Regions from separate parts of the Homo sapiens genome. Here region 2 is linked to region 1. A link is a loop called in an ENCODE intact Hi-C map of the cell type or tissue named here. Cell type or tissue: endothelial cell of umbilical vein. All regions are shown on one strand. Each heading gives the region's core, and the rest is flanking DNA. Links, peaks and the distances in the headings are about the cores only.

The links. Hi-C counts contacts between places; a loop is a spot of excess contacts. Peaks named below come from ENCODE experiments on the same cell type or tissue, not always from the same donor. Only the 100,000 strongest peaks of a DNase experiment are listed, where the experiment ranks them.
Region 2: it touches region 1 in a loop (6-fold over the local background); 19 of 110 quality-filtered maps call a loop at or near these places.

The regions. Positions count from the first base shown.
Region 1 is chr11:77,558,109-77,562,500 of GRCh38, forward strand. No RefSeq gene overlaps it. Among named protein-coding and RNA genes, the nearest start is that of LINC03030, 11 kb to the right of the region's middle. RefSeq lists enhancers at 1,785-2,984, 2,016-2,310. In endothelial cell of umbilical vein, for the core only: no CTCF peak of the experiment used is centred there; a DNase peak (open chromatin) is centred at 2,153.
Region 2 is chr11:77,130,007-77,134,398 of GRCh38, forward strand. It overlaps MYO7A (myosin VIIA), which reads left to right. Exons shown (of 49, transcript NM_000260.4): 2 at 583-646. The coding sequence starts at 629. Among named protein-coding and RNA genes, the nearest start is that of MYO7A, 4.0 kb to the left of the region's middle. RefSeq lists an enhancer at 1,264-1,985. In endothelial cell of umbilical vein, for the core only: no CTCF peak of the experiment used is centred there; no DNase peak of the experiment used is centred there.

The sequences.
Region 1 (4,392 bases), core at 233-4,232:
ATTACAAGCATATGTCACCATGTCCAGCTAATTTTTGTATTTTTAGTAGAGACGGGGTTTCACTATGTTGGTCAGGCTGGTCTCGAACTCCTGACCTTGTGATCCACCCACCTCGGCCTCCCAAAGTACTGGGATTACAGGCATGAGCCACCACACCCGGCCCTCCTTCTAATAACTTGTCGTGTATAATCTTTGTCAGGTTAATTTTTCTGGGTCTGAAATTTCCTTCTATAAAATGGGGACAGTAACACTCATCTCATAGTATTGTTGTAAGTTCAAATTAGAACACGTGTGTAAATTCCTGGCAAATTGTAGGCATTTAACAAATGTGGCCAGACGTTCCTCCACTTAAACATTTGTGCTGTTGTGGGTGTTGCAATGCAAAACCCCTATCACTGAGTTCCCCCCACCACCCCCAGCAGTTTCCCCATTACTCACAGCATTCCAAGATCCTATCAGAGTCTGTATCCTCCAATTCTGCTTATCTCTTACCCCTGGACTTTTCACCCGGCCGACCCTGGGTGACCTGATACACAGCTCCCTCTCTGGCCTCAGTTCCCAACACCATGCCTCTCCTTCACCCTGCTCTGCCCACTGGCCTCCTCCCTTTTGCTGTTCCTCTGCCTGAAAGGCTCCCCTAGATACTCTCACAAAGTAGCACAAACACACAAATCCATCCCCAGTCCCTTTCTATCCCCTTTGACCTGTGTAGTTTTAATTTGCAGCACCTCTACCACTCATCTCATATTATATGTTTATTATTTTCTGGCTCCCTGCCCCAACTTAAGCACCTGAAGAGAGAGACTTCATCTGTCCCTAGCGCCTTGCACAGTGCCTGGCACAGACTAGGCACCCAATTCATATTCGTTGAGAGAATGAACAAACACCCGGGTAAAGGAATCTAGATGGGTGGCCAAGGCCATTTCCAGAGCACCAGCTCTCACGGTTTCAAGAATCACTGGAAGCTTATTCCAGGACCCCATCCACAGAGATCTGAGTAAGGATCTGTAAGTAGGCATGTTATTTATTTTATTTTTTAAAATTTTTTTATTTTTTATTTTTTTGAGACAGAGTCTCGCTCTGTCGCCCAGGCTGGAGTGCAGTGGCGCAATCTCGGCTCACCGCAAGCTCCGCCTCCCAGGTTCATGCCATTCTCCTGCCCCAGCCTCCCGAGTAGCTGGGACTACATGTAGGCGCCCACAACCGCGCCTGGCTAATTTTTTTTTTGTATTTTCAGTAGAGATGGGGTTTCACTGTGGTCTCGATCTCCTGACCTCATGATCCGCCCGCCTCGGCCTCCCAAAGTGGATTACAGGTGTGAGCCACTGTGCCCAGCAAGTAGGCATTTTAAATGACATCCATGTGAGTCTGAGGCAGTGGTCTGTGGCTCCTTTTGAAAAACACTGCTGTAGGGGAACAGATAAGCCTAAGAATAAGTTTACTAGAACAGGGATGCCCTAACAGAGTTTCTTAATCTTGGCACTAATAGCATTTGGGACCAAATCAATTCTTTGTCCTGGGTGCTGTCCTGTGCACTGCAGGATGTTTCATAGGATCCCTGGCCTCTGCTTGCTAGATGCCAGTAGCAATGCCCGCTCCCACCTGCTGTGACAATCAAAACTGTCTACAGACAATGCCAAATGCCCCAAGGGGTGGTGGGGTGGAGGGGGGTGCAAACTTGCTGCCACCACCTTCCACAGAAAACTATTTCCCTGGAGTGTGCAAGGCCCTGGGCCAGTGTGTGTGGGTGTGTGTACGGGTGGGGGGAATGTTAATATTAACAATATGTTTTAAAATGTATTGCAAAACTCATGAGCTCATGTGAGCTATGGTGATTTACTGATGAAGATTTAGAATGAGTATAGAAGAGGTATTCAGGTATTTGTTGTCAAGTCAGTGCGCATGAAGATTCTTTGTAGTGTCCAGGTGCCGTGTCTTTCTGTTCTGGTTTGAGAACCACCTTTTTATGTTCTTTATTTTCAAATGCACCATTCCTTGCTGGTTTCATGGCTCCTACTCCTGAAGAAGGTAGCAATGCTGTTATTACTCACAATGCCATGACTGCTTGGAACCTGTTTGTATTGAAGCAATATAGACCTTTTGGCTTCTGCTGATCCTCAAAACCTTTAACTCATGACACTGAATCATCCACCATAAGCACGTGGCTCCAGTGGCTCTGTTATAAAGATTGTTATCATGCTTCATTGATGACTAACACAAATGCACGTCTTATCCAGAGTCTGAATGGAAATGATAACTACTTTTCTGGTAATGTTAAATTATCATTTCAGATTTTTTTTTTTTTTTGAGACAGAGTTTCACTCTTGTTGCCCAGGCTGGAGTGCGATGGTGCGATCTCGGCTCACTGCAACCTCTGCCTCCCAGGTTCAAGCAATTCTCCTGCCTCAACCTCCCGAGTAGCTGGGATTACAGGCATGCACCACCACGCCTGGCTAATTTTGTATTTTTAGTAGAGACAAGGTTTCTCCATGTTGGTCAGGCTTGTCTCGAACTCCTGACCTCAGGTGATCCCCCCGCCTGGGCCTCCCAAAGTTCTGGGATTACAGGCATGAGCCACCATGCCCAGCCTATCATTTCAGATTTTATGGCACAACCACATGACTCACCTTCCAACTATGTCTTCTCTTGAACTCATTAGGGTGTTATCATTGCATTTCCTTGAATGTAATCTTCCTCAGTATCAGTGGAACCCTTCCCTTTCATCAGCAGGCAGAATAGATGAGTGGCCCATCTGCACAAGAGTGCTCTGGATAGGAGGTGTCACAGTGTACACAGGCAAGAGTCAGTGGACAGGCCCACACATGCAGCCCAAGCCAAAAGGTCAGTAGTAGAGAAGGAGCAGAAATTCCAAGATATGTGAGGGGGAAGATCAACAAAGTGCTAAGGTATAGCAGCTCAGTGTCTGCTTGTGACAGTCAACCGAAATCTGCATCGGCACCATCCTAATGGTCCAACTTCACATGAGCCAGTAAAATAATATTGTGCTAGCCAGCAGGAGTGATCTGCCCCACAGGCTGTCCTTTTGGAAATGTGGCCTGGCCACTGGGCTCTGAGACCATTCCATAGGCACACGTTCTACAGCTCCTCAGGACATCTGTTTGACCCCATGCACTAGGAAGAAGGTTAGAGAGCACTTGAAGGGGAGAAACTGAGTTTAGAGCACCCCACCTGGAGAACACTACTAGCCCCAGCCTGTCCCAGTCAAAAGAGAGAAACTTAAAATTTCAAGGTGGGTACTCCACAGCGGGATGGAGGGTGACAGGGCCCTGTCTGCCCAGGGCCAAGGGTGGTAGTACTGCACTAGAGCAATGGTGAGTAAGTCAGTAGCTTCTTAAAGTGTTCTTTCATGGGAGGGCAAGGTTCACTTGGTGGAGCATTGGGACTTCAGTACTGGATTATTCCTGGGATGTTAATTATTAATGTTATATATGTTAGCTGGTGGTAAAACATGTAAGATAAAGCTAGAGAAATTATTTTTTTAATTTTTAATTTTTATGGGTACATAGTAAGTGTATACATTTATGGAGTGTATGGGATATTTTGATACAGGCATACAATGTGTAGTAACCACATCAGGATAAATTGGTATCCATCACCTCAAGCATTCATCCTTTCTTTGTGTTACAAACATTCCAACTGTACTCCCTCAGTTATTCTAAAATATACGACAAATTATTGCTGACTGCAGTCACCCTGTTGTGCTATCAAACACTAGATCTTATTCATTGTATCTAACTATATTTTTATATATGTTACCCATCCCCATTTCTCACCCACTGGCCTTCTCAGTCTCTGGTAACCATCACTCTACACTCTCTGTGAGTTCAATGGTTTTAACTTTTAGCTCCCACAAATGAGTAAGAACATGAGAAGTTTGTCTTTCTGTGCCTGGCTTATTTCACTTAATATAATGTCCTCCAGTTCCATCCATGTTGTTGCAAATGACAGGATCTCATTCTCTTTTATGGGTGAATAGTACTCCATTGTGTATATATACTACATTTTCTTTATCCATTCATCTGTTGATGGACATTGAGGTTGCTTCCAAATCTTGGCTATTGTGAATAGTGCTGCAGTAAACAAGGGAGTGCAGATATGTCTTCAACATACTGATTTCCTTTGAGTATATACCTAGCAATGGGATTCTTGGATCATATGGTAGCTCCATGTTTAGTTTTTTGAGGAAATTCTATACTGTTCTCCATAGGGGTTAAACTAATATGTACTCCCATCAACAGTGTATGAGGGTTCCCCTTTCTCCACATCTGTGCCAGTGTTTGTTATTGACTATCTTTTGGATAAAATCAATTTTAACTAGGGTGAGATGATATCTCATTGTAGTTTTCATTTGCATTTCACCTTTTTAAATAC
Region 2 (4,392 bases), core at 197-4,196, 430 kb before region 1:
CAGCAGCACAGCCAGAGACAGACCCCAATGACCCTGCCTCCCCGTCAGCAGCCAGTGCTCTGCACAGAGCCATCCTGAGGGCAGTGGGTGCTCTTGAGAGGTTTCAGGCAGGGTGTGCTGTGAGCAGGTCATGCCCAGCCCTTGACCTTCTGCTCAGTCAGGCTTGTCCTTGTCACCCACATTCCTGGGGCAGTCCCTAAGCTGAGTGCCGGAGATTAAGTCCTAGTCCTAAATTTGCTCTGGCTAGCTGTGTGACCCTGGGCAAGTCTTGGTCCCTCTCTGGGCCCCTTTGCCGTAGGTCCCTGGTGGGGCCAGACTTGCTACTTTCTAGGAGCCCTTTGGGAATCTCTGAATGACAGTGGCTGAGAGAAGAATTCAGCTGCTCTGGGCAGTGGTGCTGGTGACAGTGGCTGAGGCTCAGGTCACACAGGCTGGGCAGTGGTCAGAGGGAGAGAAGCCAAGGAGGGTTCCCTTGAGGGAGGAGGAGCTGGGGCTTTGGGAGGAGCCCAGGTGACCCCAGCCAGGCTCAAGGCTTCCAGGGCTGGCCTGCCCAGAAGCATGACATGGTCTCTCTCCCTGCAGAACTGTGCCTGGCCCAGTGGGCAGCAGGAGCTCCTGACTTGGGACCATGGTGATTCTTCAGCAGGTCAGTGTTCCCACCTCTTTGGGTGGCCTGTCCTCCCCAGGCCATATCCCCTCATCCATATGCTTACCCGTGGGACACCCTCCCCAGGGTGTTCTCTTGGAAAATTCCTGCCTAGGCTTCCAAACCCAGCCCTCCAGGCTGAGGCCTAGTCTGAAACCTGTTCCCTCTGCTGTGCCAGCTGGGGTTTCCTTCTCTCACTGGCTCACCCCACTGGGCAGAAATGAGTTTATTTACACACATCTCTGGATCCCAGGCAGTGGAACAGCATGTGCAAAGGCCCAGGTGTGGGAAGGTCCCTGGGGAAGAGGAGAGGAGGTTGGCAAGGCTCCCAAAGCCAGGCCAGGAAGGGCCCTGAGCCCAACTTATTCTTAGGGCCTTGGGGAGCAGTGACTGGAGGGCGGGGGGTGACAAGGCTTGAGCTGGAGCCCCCTGGGATTTTATGGGAAGAAGCAGAGGTGCTGGCCCGAGCTGAGTCCTCCAGCCCCCCTTCCTACTGAGGGCCACAGTGGCCTCTGACCCTCAGCCCTTCCCCGTGATCAGTCTGAGGCTCTAATGAGCTCCTGGCCTCCAGAGCAGGAGCCAGGAATGTGGGCCCTGAGCCAGGTGGGCCTGGCAGCAGGCCGTAGGGCTTGTGGGGCTGTGCATTATGGGGGCTTGGCCAGCAGCTTCTCGGTCTCCAGGGTCACCAGAGGCCAATGGCTCAGCCTTGCCTGGCCACCCTGAGGCTGCACGGACCAGCATGTTTGCATATGAGTGCGTGCGCGTGTGTGTGTCTGTGTGTGTGAGTGAGAGGCAGGCTTCAGGGCAGCATCAGGACAGACATTCTTCTATCCCAGGGGCTGGAGGAGACCCCCTTTAGAGCCCCTTGGCCTGAGAGCCTGTTCAAACGCCCATTAGAGATGGGCAGGATCTAGGAGAGGAAAAGTCCATTCGCTGAGTGTTTGCTGTGTGCCAGGGCCTGGGCCCCCATAGCCCTCCAGGGGCGTCCTCCCTCAGGGGGCCTCTGAGGCAGGCCTCTGGCTGATGGGACCTCCTCACCACCCCCTCCTCTCCTGCCCCTCTGAACGCTGACCCACCTCCAGCTGTGGGTGGCCTCTGTTGGGAGCAAGTGTCTTGTAGGTGAATGCCTGTTCTGCCTGCCCTCAAGCAGGAAGTACACTCAGCTCCTTCCTTGGTCCTGAAGAAAGCCCCAGCCCTGGGGAACCGGCCAGCTCTGCAGTTGCACAGGCCGGGCCTAATGGGCTCCAGCCCAGGCTTTGCTATTGATGAGTGGGAGGGCCTTGGGCACGTTACTCAGCCTTCCTGAGCCTCAGTTTCCTCATATGTAAAATGAAGATTAAAAGCCTCTTTTCCCACAGCTGCCGATGAGAGGCTAAAATGCCATGTGGAGCTCCATGAAAATGCTTCTTCCTTCCTCTGCTTCCCTGGTCTGCCCTCTCCTCCTCTCTTCCTGCCACATCCTTCCCGGTCCTGAAAGGTCCACGGAGTGCTTGGCTTCCCCTCTTGCCTGGCTGACTTCTGCTCAGGCTTCAGTGTAGCCTCTACTTCCTTCGGGAGGCTTCCCTGCTCTGCAAACCCCAGGGCCTGGTCCACAGTCCTCCTCCTTTCTCTGCCTACCTGGGGCTTCCTGATGAGCCCTGGACATGAGGGACAGCCTTCATCCCATTTCCCGTGGATCTTTCAGGATAGGGAAGGAACTGGCAGGAAGAGAGGAGGAGAGAGGCAGTCCAGGGAAGCAGATGAAGGAAGAAGCATTTTCATGGAGTCCCAAATGGCATTTTAGCTTCACAATGGCAGCTGTGGGAAAACAGGGGTTTTGTTTGTTTGTTTGTTTGTTTGTGTGTGTGTTTGTTTTGAGACAGAGTCTTGCTTTGTCACCAGGCTGAAGTGCTATGGCATGATTTTGGCTCACTGCAACCTTCGACTCCCTGGTTCAAGCAATTCTCCTGCCTCAGCCTCCTGAGTAGCTGGGATTACAGGCACCCGTCACCACGTCCAACTAATTTTTGTATTTTTAATAAAGACGGGGTTTCACCATGTTGGCCAGGATGGTCTTGATCTCCTGACCTCGTGATCCGCCCACCTCGGCCTCCCAAAGTACTGGGATTACAGGCGTGAGCCACCGCACCAGGTGGATAGAGGTTTTTAATCTGCATTTTGCATATGATGAAACAGGCTCAGGAAGGCTGAGTAATGTGCCCAAGGCCCTCTTACTCAACAGCAAAGCACAAGATGGAGCCCACTGGGCCCGGCCTGTGGAACTGCAGAGCGGGTCGGCTCCCGGGGCTCGGGTTCTTTTTAGGACCAAGGAAGCAGCTGAAGCATACTTCCTGCTTGAAGGCAGGAGGAGCAGGCATTCACCTACTATTCCCTGCCCTGGAGGAGTTCCCAGACCTATGTGGGGAGACAGCTTAGAAACCTAGGAAAGGCACTGTGACAGTGAGTCTCCAGGGGGCACGGGGATGAGAGGGCACCTGGGAATGGGAGAGCCTTCTGCCCTCCCTGGGAGAGGGTGGACAGGGAAGGCCATGAGACAGCTGCAGCAGCCTCTCATGAACATACAGGGACTGAGGTCTCTGGAAGAAGGACTAGCCCAGCTGACTAGTGGCGCACCTGTGTGGCACACCTGACTCACATCTTTAAGGACCACAAGGAGGGCTTTTGTGCTTCAGTATGTCATGATTCCCAGCTTCATGGTGGTGCCAGGGTAGGGACTCTGTGTACTTGGCCCAGATTTGTGGGCAGAGGGAGGTTTGAAGATAAATTTGTGGGCTGTTGATAACAGTTGGATTGATGCTTTTAGTAAAATATAATGTCCTTCTTTGTTTCTTGTAATGATTTTGACTTAACATCTATGTCTGATAGTGTAGTCATCTCAACTGTCTTTTGGTTACTATTTGCATGGAATACTATTTGCATGAAATCCTTCTACTTTTAACCTATTTGTGTCTTTGGATCTAAAGTGGATCTCTTGTAAGCAGCATATAGTTAGATCATGTGGTTGGTTTTTGTTTTGTTTTGTTTTTATCCATTCTGCCAGTCTTTACCTTTTGGTTGGAGAGTTTAATCTATTTACACATGAAGTAATTACTGTTAAGGAAGGACCTCTGCCATTTTGCTATGTTTTCTGTATGTCTTATATCTTTTCCTCCTCAATTCCTCATTACTGCTCTTTTGTGTTTAATTGACATTTTTTTCTAAAGTACTGTTTTGATTCTCATTTACTCTTCTGTGTATTTTAAAAGTTTTTTCCTCAATGATTATTCTTAGGTTTACAAATAACATCTTTTTTTTGAGATGGAGTTTCACTCTTGTAGCCCATGCTGGAGTGCAATGACACAATCTCGGCCCACTGCAACCTCTGCCTCCTGGGTTCAAGCAATTCTCCTGCCTCAGCCTCCCAAGTAGCTGGGATTACAAGCGTGCACCACCATACCTGGCTAATTTTTTTTATTTTTAGTAGAGACAGGGTTTCACCATGCTGGTCAGGCTGGTCTCAAACTCCTGACCTAAAGTGATCTGCCTGCCTCAGCCTCCCAAACTGCTGGGATTACAGGTGTTAGCCACTGCATCTGGCCTACAAATAACATCTTAAATCTGCATCAATATAGTTTAAGGCCAAATTAGCTTCAATAATAAATAAAAATTATGTTCCTTTATAGTTCTATCTCTCCCCCTTTATGTTATTTATTGTCCAAATTGCATCTTTATACATTGTGTGCCAGTTAACATAGATTTATCATTAT